Regions from separate parts of the Mus musculus genome. Here region 1 is linked to region 2. A link is a contact called in ENCODE Hi-C or POLR2A ChIA-PET data. All regions are on one chromosome and are shown on one strand. Each heading gives the region's core, a stretch centred on a gene start or an enhancer-like site at or near the end of the contact. The rest is flanking DNA. Distances are from core to core; before and after follow the strand shown.

Region 1 (4,629 bases), core at 389-2,888, 140 kb after region 2:
ATTAGGGTTATTTCATTTGGCTTTGACAATTACTGAGCTGCAACCCTTAATCTACTCTTCTAACTGCTGTCCTGGCTGCCTTCCCAGTGGAAGTTGCAGTTTCTCCTGGCCACATGCTCATGGTCCGTCTGCTCCAGGGCAGCTTCGTCCTTTTTTTCCCATTCCTCCTCCTTGTCCTGGTGTCTCTTCCTTCTCTCTCTTCTCCACCTCCTACCAGCTAACTCAAAACTCACCTGCCTCAAATCCCTCCAGTAATTGGCTGTAGCCAATTTGATTTATCCAGTAGTTTTAAATCAAGGAACAAGGTTTACACAACAGAACCTTGTAAATGTGAGAAGTCAGTAGAGAGTCTAGACCTTTGAGTAGAGAATTTAGCATAACAAAACATAGCAACACACCGAACCTCAACACATACACATATTAGAAAACTTGCTATGCTCAGAAATTCTGTCCTTGTGGTTGCTGACAATGCCTTCCACTGCAATATTCAGGAGGAGGACAGACCACTCATGACCTCATTCTAAACAGACATGCCAATCAAGTGTCCAGGTGAATGTACTGCTTCTTGACTCTAGTTTCTCTAAATCGAGGAAGGTGTTCTGCATCCATAGGTAAACACACTCCCTGACAAAGAACTCAATAGGGACTCTGCACAGTCTTTGCTCTGAAACAGCTTCCTTTTGAATCATAATATATCAGGGAAGTATGAAGCCTTTTCTGCAATGGGGTTTGTAACTTTGACTCAAGCTTGAACTTCACAGGAATAAACCTTCCCAAGAAGAGATGGGAATTCTCAATATTGTATGTTTCCAGTGTAACTTCTTTAATATACCGACCTCATTTGGCAATGCTATGAACATATTTCTGATACCTTTGTATTCAAGAAGGAATTATCTCGGTGTTCTGCTTCGGAGAAATAACGGAAGTTCAAGGCGGATACCACTGATGTTCAAATATTGCCAAATATGAACGATGACAGGCTCACATGAGAGACGGAGAATTCAATACGGAACATCAAACCTAACACAGGCAGAAATCCTATAATACAAAATGGACCAAGAGTTAGGACATACACCACTGCGATCCCAGGAGCTCTGCTCCTCCTCTTGGGAGAGATGCAGAGGAAAGCAAGTGCTCAGAAAATACCTGATGGTTGCTGGCTTTGAATTCTAAGTCTTTTGTCTTAAGCACCTGATATGCTGCGTAGCAGGCAGGGTCACCAAGGATGGTTTCAAGAGCACCTTAAATTAGCTCTTGCTTCCATATTTTTAAGTAAAGCAAGTCATGAAAGTGCGAGTTTTCCATGTGGTAGTAAGATAGTTTAAAATCACGGTGTTCTAGCAGAAATAACTAAGAAACCTGATAAACATCACTGTGAAAGGGTCGACTCACAGGCTAACATTGCGTGCTGGGACCACAGAACTTTAAATGAATCCAAATGCCCTGTGACTGCCCAAGTGCAGAAGACTGTTTCTTCCCAACTTCAAGGAATCACAGTCAGGATACCAGCAGGTGAACAACCCAGTTCTGTGGGTTCATGGAAGTTCTTCGCACTGATTTGTGGGAAATGTAGTCCGGATGCCTGTGACGTCATCAGAAGGCTGGCCGTTGCTATCAAACTTCCGCATTTGATTTTCAAACTTAACTTCTCCCCAGAGTTAGGCGTCTGTCCTGTTGAAACCTTCGTTTGGATCTCTGACATGGAGGTTGGTGCAGGGAACACCGCAACCTTGCAGATCTGAGGGACTGTGCAGGGTGGCGTATCGGGCACGGAAGGAGCTTATCTGGGCTTGTTATGAGACAGGGCAAGCTGCTGACCTGGAGATGTTGTGCTGACCTAGGCTAGGGAAGAAAGTTGGAAACAACAGGATGGCAAGGGCAGGCTGGGTCTGCTGACTGCTTATTTCTGAGATGCTGAAAGGAGCGCACTCATCTTTACTGGGGAAATATGCTCTGCCTAGCTGACCCGTTCTCACGTGGCTGTAGTCAGATTCTCAGGAGATTTAGAACACTTGGACATCTAGCGCCTCCTATACTCTGTGTTCTATCTAGTACTGGAGTTTGACTTCACAAATCTTCCTAAAGTTCCTAGTGCCAGGGACAAAGAGTCCCGTGAGGGTGATTGTTGTGTGGAATGTTAGTTCCTTTTCCTTTGGAATAAAGTGTTAGATTTATGGATGCCTCGGGTTGAATAAGAACTCAGGATGTATAATCCTGTACCTGAATCACCACAATACATGGCTGTATAGCCACAGAGTAGTCCTGTAATTGATATGAACCAGTGTTTGCACAATCCAAATAATTATGAATTTTGCCCTTCTGCTAAAAAAAAAAAACACTAGACAATAATACTCAACAATTCTTAGTATGTGTTCTGTCCAAAATTTGGACTCCTTCTCAGATATGAGAGATGACTTGGTGAGATGAGAGAAATGGAACTCATGATCTCTGGAAGGGACTGGAATGTCTCTGAAAGAGAAAGGAGATGGCCCTCCTCTGGTCACATGATTTTCTTCTGTCTGTTCACATTATCAGAAATATCTAAATTCTCTTAAATGCACTCTGTCCCTGTATCTGGCACCCAGCTTTACTGCTGCTCACTGGACATTTCTAGAATGATTTCCTCATGTTTTCCTGTGGTTGTAAGAAAAATTCAGAAAGCTCTGGCACACTTGGGGTCTTATAATTTTCACATAGGTTCCTGTCCATGCAAAATGCAGTTCTCCTCTTAAAGGGTTAAGAGACAGTTTAGTCAGCCTTTTGAGTGGCCATTATCTGAGAATACAGACTTAGGTTAATCCAAATTCTGTGCTTCAACACAAGGCAGTTTCATGGTTTTACAGAACAGAGAATGTCATTAACCAAGGAAAATTTAAAATACATTGGTGTGTGTCTCATAGAGTCATCGGAGATATTCTATTTACCTAAGATACCATCTGATGAGGTTTTAGCTTTTGGACTGATAGAATTTCATGTTCTGCCTTGTCAGTGGATTCTGAGAGGTTTTTTATCTATTGTCACAAGCTGTGTGGTCCACTATAGAGTGAGGTAATGACTGTCCCTGAAGAGAAAACCAACCCAAGGTAAGACAGCTAACCCTGAACCTGCAGAATTCCAGGCTCTGCCCCTCCGTGAACTTCCACATGGGCCACCAGTGTCTGCACACAAAGACTCCTTGTAAGAGTTTTGCATTCACAGAGTACACACAGGTTTTTGTGTGTGTGTGTGTGTGTGTGTGTGTGTGTGTGTGTGTGTGTGTGTTTTGCAGGGTTTCTCCTCCACAGCTCCTATCACTATTTTCAGTGATCTTGCTTATATTGTCACTCCTCAGTCCAATTGAGTGTTAGTGAGCCGGAGCCTGGCTTATGGCATTGAAGTCTACTCCCAGAAAGCATGGGCTTCAGACAACCTTGTTCTACTAATGGGATTTTCAATGAGTTTCTTGCCATATCTAGAGTAATAGATATTTCCTAATAAATGTTGCTAAACTGTAGGAAAATTATGAGTATATGAAGTTGGAATCTTGTGCTGCCTTGTACATCAAAACATGTTCCTTACAATGTAGAGAGGGTACAGCCGCATGCTATATATAACTTCCAGGTACCAAATATTCATATATATTTTAAATTAAACAGCTCTATGGCAGATAAGTGAACTTAAGCCTAGTCTGTAACTCATTTCTGACAGCTCTGCTTTTTGAGGAGGAGTCAGGAATCCTGGGGTTCAAAATCACCCTCTCCTTCATAGTCAATTCATTGTGAGCCTAGGCTATTTGAGACACGTGGTTTAAAAAGAATATTAAAACGTAGGGTTTTTTTTTTAATGTGGTAATTACTTCTTCTGGTTGGTCTCAGTTCTGAGCACCAGTGACCTGACAGAAATCCATCCAATTCACTTCTTCTAATTATGACAACTTACAAATGTGCTTTAAGAAGTTGTATCAGATATATTTGAAATCTTAAATCCAAATTCCACTAGCATCCTTCTGTTAATGACTAGTGTTTGGGGATTAGAAACTTGTTTCCACTGACTGTGTGGGAAAGGATTCCCCTCTTTGCCTGGCTTGAGTATTCCTCTGTATTTGCAGGGAATGGTAGTTTTGTTTGCATACTCTTCACGATTATTTTCTGACATGACCTCGTGGTGACTTCTGCTGAATTCACATGAATCTTTTGAGAACAGCACTACTGCTGTTCTACAGATAGAATATGACAGCTTATCTACCACTGTCCTTCGCATCTGAAACTGCTACCATCCAGGCAGTAAACTGTCAAGGTGGGCATCCTTCCTCTTCCTCAGGGAGGAGTCCAGTCTCCTATGCTGTGCAGTGCCTCCCTTCTCCTTGCAGGCTCTTTTCATTTCATCCGAATCTACTCTGACTGATGATACGAATGAAGGACTCAGTGATTTAAACAGACTGACTATGTTGGTCTTTTGTTGAGCCCATATCCTTTCCTTGTCCTACAATACTTCCACTAACTCTTCTATGAGACTCCCCAAGCCCCTTCTAATAATTTGGTTGTAGGTCACTGCATCTGTTTCAGTCAGATGCTTGGTTGATCCTCTCAGAGGACATTTAACGGAAACCCCTGCCTGCAATACTAACAGAGTACTATTAATTGTGTTAGT
Region 2 (4,667 bases), core at 1,036-3,535:
TGCTTCCTGATACTGCTCAGAACCACCTTCATGGGTGAGGCCCTACTTCCCACTAACACATCAAGAATCAATCATTAATCAAGAAAATACCCTAGGAATCTAGATAGAAGTGTTTTCTCATTAGAGGTACCTCTTCCCAGATAACTACCCTATATTAAGCTGACCAAAAAACAAAAAAGAATCCACTCTTGATGTGGTCCATAACCTGTATGCCAAATAATCACTTTGGTGTTGACCAAGGTGCTTTTGGTCAGGGTATTCTTGATAGCAACAGAAAGGGAAACTGACACAGAGACTAGAAGAATGAAAAGGAAGGGTGCCTCTATTTACAAGGATGTATGTGATGAGGTGGCATATTTACAGTTTGTAGTGTGAACAAGATAACAAGTGGGGCATGCTTAAAAGCATTTCCCCTCTACCACTTACATCTGTAGAGCAGAAAACTGAGCTGGATCTTCTATGATGCCTTTTTTATTTCTTTGAATTAGAATGCTCACAAGCTAGACATTGCTAAATAAAAACTCAATTTAATCTTGTCCAAGAGAGAGAGAGACTTTCAGTATTATCAGCATGTGAAGCATAGGCAGATGACTTGGAACCAAGTAAAGAATAATCATCAAAGTAGTCCAGAAGGTGGACAGCTGTCTTAGTCAGGGTTTCTATTCCTGGACAAAACATCATGACCAAGAAGCAAGTTGGGGAGGAAAGGGTTTATTCAGCTTATACTTCCACATTGCTATTCATCACCAAAAGAAGTCAGGACTGGAACTCAAGCAGGTCAGGAAGCAGGAGCTGATGCAGAGGCCATGGAGGGATGTTCCTTACTGGCTTGCTTCCCCTGGCTTGCTCATCTTGCTTTTTTATAGAACCCAAGACTACCAGCTCAGGGATGCCACCACCCACAAGGGGCCTTTCCTCCTTGATCACTAATTGAGAAAATGCCTTACAGCTGGGTCTCATGGAGGCATTTCCTCAACTGAAGCTCCTTTTTCTGTGATAACTCCAGCTTGTGTCACGTTGACACAAAACCAGCCAGTACAACAGCCAAAAGGCACAAGTTCCATAGGTAAATAGGAAACATTCCATATATGCATACATGGATAGAAAACCTCTGCTTTGTAGAGAGGAACTTGGGAAATATTTGGATTATGTATAACGTCATATAATGCAGTCCATTGAACAACCTTTTAAAGGAGTTACCATTCTGAGCTAGATAAAACTACACAGTCAGGTCATGTGCCTCCCTGTAAAGGATACATTAATGAAGGGTCCTGCACAGCTCTGGGGTGGGGGATCCTTGTTAGTTCATATTGTTGTTCCTCCTATAGGGTTGCAGACCCCTTTAGCTCCTTGGCTACTTTCTCTAGCTCCTTCATTAGGTGCCCTGTGGTCTATCCAATAGATGACTGGGAGCATCCACTTCTGTATTTGCCAGGCATTGGCATAGCCTCACAAGAGATTGCTATATCAGGGTCCTGTCAGCAAAATCTTTCTGGCATATGCAATAGTGTCTGGGTTTGGTGGTTGTATATGGGATGGATCCCCAGGTGGGGCAGTCTCTGGATGGTCTTTCCTTTCATCTCAAGAGCTGAACTTAACTTTGTTCAATTATTAAAACCACCTGTGTGGTCTTGGCCCACTTCCTGTACTGTATGGGTTCCAATGTTCACAGGAATAGTTTTACCAGTTGTAGAATCTGATATATATATGACTCACACCGGGTATCAGTACAGAAGAACAAGAATTATTTATGTAGCATAGTGTTGAGCCAAAGCCATTACACCCAAAGGCTTTTACCTTAAACTAGCTCCCTATCCATCTTATTTAGAAATAAGGTCTCTATAAATAGCCCAATCCAACCTTGGATCCTGGGTCCTTCTTCCATAAGCCACCAGGCAGCTAAGAGCATAATAAGGCACATCAATGCTGGTTTGAAAAATCATCTTTAAAAGATATTTTTTTATTCCCACACTAGTGATTGCTTCGTCGTGCTGATTTTTTTTTTCAAGGAGTAGTAAGATTAAAATCACAACACATGGACAGGAAAGGACCTGAAACCCTAATATTTCTGTCAAAGGCTCGACTCATATTCATATATCTCATGTTGTGGATCTGGAGATGAAAACCAGCCTGACTTCCCAATGGCTGTCAAGCATAGTAGGCTTCTTTCTCTCATACACTCCTGTGGGTTGCCAGTGACAAATCCAGGAACAGCCCTAGCTGATTTCCGGGAAATTCTTCGCACAGACTTGTGGGAATTGTAGTCTGGCCACTGTGTCGTCACAGGGACCTGCTCCGGAAACAGTATTTAATTGAGTCTGAAAGTGTGCTGTTTCTCCAAAGTTGGGTGAGAGTGCTGTCCTGCTCAGCTCTCGAGTTGCATCGCTGACGTAGAGGTTGGTCCAGGGAGCAGCGCAGCCTGAGGCATTGTTCGAGGTGCGGGGATCCATCTGGCAGCGAGTAGAGCAGCGATGGGTGGGAGGTCGGGAGAAACTGACCTGCGCTGTCCTTACATTCTGGTCCATAAAGATACTGGTCAGGGCTGGGGAGAGGGCGTGTCTGACGGTGCCCTGATTGATGTTTGTCAGAACTCTGAGCACAACGCGAGTCTACCGTGGGCTTCTGGGACAGGAGTGCAGGATGGTTGCACGGGAGTGGGGTATGGTGTAAAGATCAGGCTTGGTGGGTCAGCTGACGAACTTGCATCTCAGGCGGTGCTGAGAGCTCACTTTCCCGCTTGGCTGGGGAGACTTTGTTACTAGCTGAACCTCACTCTCAGATGAATCTTGAGGTTTTCTCAGTTCATCTAAAATAGGTGGGTTTTCTGCCTCTCGAGCGTTTCACAGCACGCCGGTATGATCAAGGATTGTCATCGTTTTTCTCGGCCAGTCGGTGAATTAAACGGGTAAGAAAAAAATCAGAGACACAACAGGTCGTAGCTGGGAAATTCTGGGGCACCGTGGACAAATCTACCAGAATCACCTGATAAAGAAAAGCTTTGACTAGGGCTGAGGGAAAACAGGTGCGGTGGGCACATGGAGAGAAGCAACCACTGGCAGGCAGAGTGAGGGGTGGGGAAGCTGATGTCCCGCTTCACCTTCAGGGCTGGCGTTTCTTAAGCCTTTGAAGGGTTCCATCCCTAAGTTTTGGTTGATTACTTTTCAAGAAAGACAGGATGTCTACTTGGCCCACAACTGTTGTACAAACATTCTTCGATCTGGTCTTGAACTTGAGCCAGTCCATTAGCAGGGACCCCCGGAGCAGTGGGGGGAAAGCTCACCTTGTTTTAGGCTGCTAAGCGTTTGTGTGAGGTCAGCAGGGTGAGGGAGAACTTAAAGAACGTTATGCATTTATGTAATTTAAGGTAAACGGACCTCATTCCCATTCTGGAATTCTCCTTGTCTGAAGCAGCCACAGTGGTTTACACCCCTCCCTTGCTTTTCTGCCTCTTGCATGGCTTCTCCTTCCTTACACTGCACATCAAAGTGTGTAGAATGCATCTCTAGTTAGCCAAAACAGAAACCCTGCTCCTGCTCCTCACGTGGGGAATGAGAGCCAGATTTACATGTGGCATCAACCAGTGTACTGGCTAGTTTTGTGTCAACTTGACACAGGCTGGAGTTATCACAGAGAAAGGAGCTTCAGTTGGGGAAATGCCTCCACAAGATCCAGTTATAAGGCATTTTCTCAATGACTGCAACTTTTAAAGCCCCATAAGACAGAGTAATGAAAATCTGTGTTTCTCAAGTTTATCTCATGCATACGTATTTGGTTTCTATTCAATTCTGTCCAAATAACATCTGTAATTTTTCTCAATGGCCTCTGACATCATCACTTAGACGACCAAGACCTGGACGCCATTATCCAGCATACTTCCCCTTCCGAGTTAGTGATCAAGGGGGGAGGGTCCCTTGTGGGTGGTGCCATCTCTAGGCTGGTAGTCTTGGTTCTATGAGAGAGCAGGCTGAGCATGCCAGGGGAGGCAAGCCAGTAAAAAAAAAAAAGTCCCCCCATGGCCTCTGCATCAGCTCCTGCTTCCTGACCTGCTTGAGTTCCAGTCCTGACTTCCTTTGGTGATGAACAGCAGTGTGGAAGTGTAAGCTGAATAAACCCTTCCTCCCCAACTTGCTTCTTGGTCATGATGTTTTGTCCAGGAATAGAAACCCTGACTAAGACAACCAGTAAAACAACATGTCATTCCTTCCTCTTGGGAAAGTAGGTTCCATTGGGAACCTTCCGTTGGGACGTTAGTGCCCTGTAGTGTCCAGTCCCACCTGGTTCTTCTAGAATCTTTTTGGTGTATGCTAACATGTGCAAGTGACGGCTTGACAAGTGGCATTACTGGTTTGCTTGCTACTAACCTTGCTGTGTAACACAGGCCATTCTTGGAAACTCGGAAGGGGAAGTATGCTGGATAATGGCGTCCAGGTCTTGGTCGTCTAAGTGATGATGTCAGAGGCCATTGAGAAAAATTACAGATGTTATTTGGACAGAATTGAATAGAAACCAAATACGTATGCATGAGATAAACTTGAGAAACACAGATTTTCATTACTCTGTCTTATGGGGCTTTAAAAGTTGCAGTCATTGGGTTCATTCAAAATTGTTTTCAAATGCAATGACATACATTGAGGTGTAAAGTGTGTGTCCAGATGGGCTGGCCATCT

The links. A loop is a pair of places that touch in the nucleus more often than their neighbours do. ChIA-PET counts read pairs that join two places held with the same protein, here RNA polymerase II (POLR2A).
Region 1: a loop to region 2 is called in a map of heart, with 2.1 times the contacts of the local background. The contact joins the promoter of Zfp953 here to the promoter of Zfp58 in region 2. A Hi-C loop is called at or near these places in 1 of 37 maps with a recorded cell type or tissue (heart). POLR2A ChIA-PET finds 5 or more read pairs at or near these places in 1 of 5 experiments (Patski).

Annotation. Positions count from the first base shown.
Region 1 is chr13:67,357,581-67,362,209 of GRCm38, reverse strand. Zfp953 (zinc finger protein 953) reads left to right here and starts at 1,638. Exons shown (of 4, transcript NM_001038651.3): 1 at 1,638-1,706. The coding sequence starts at 1,701. Gm17039 (predicted gene 17039) reads right to left here and starts at 1,545. Exons shown (of 2, transcript NR_167764.1): 1 at 1,147-1,545; 2 at 1-1,038.
Region 2 is chr13:67,498,140-67,502,806 of GRCm38, reverse strand. It overlaps Zfp58 (zinc finger protein 58), which reads left to right and starts at 2,285. Exons shown (of 4, transcript NM_001007575.2): 1 at 2,285-2,436.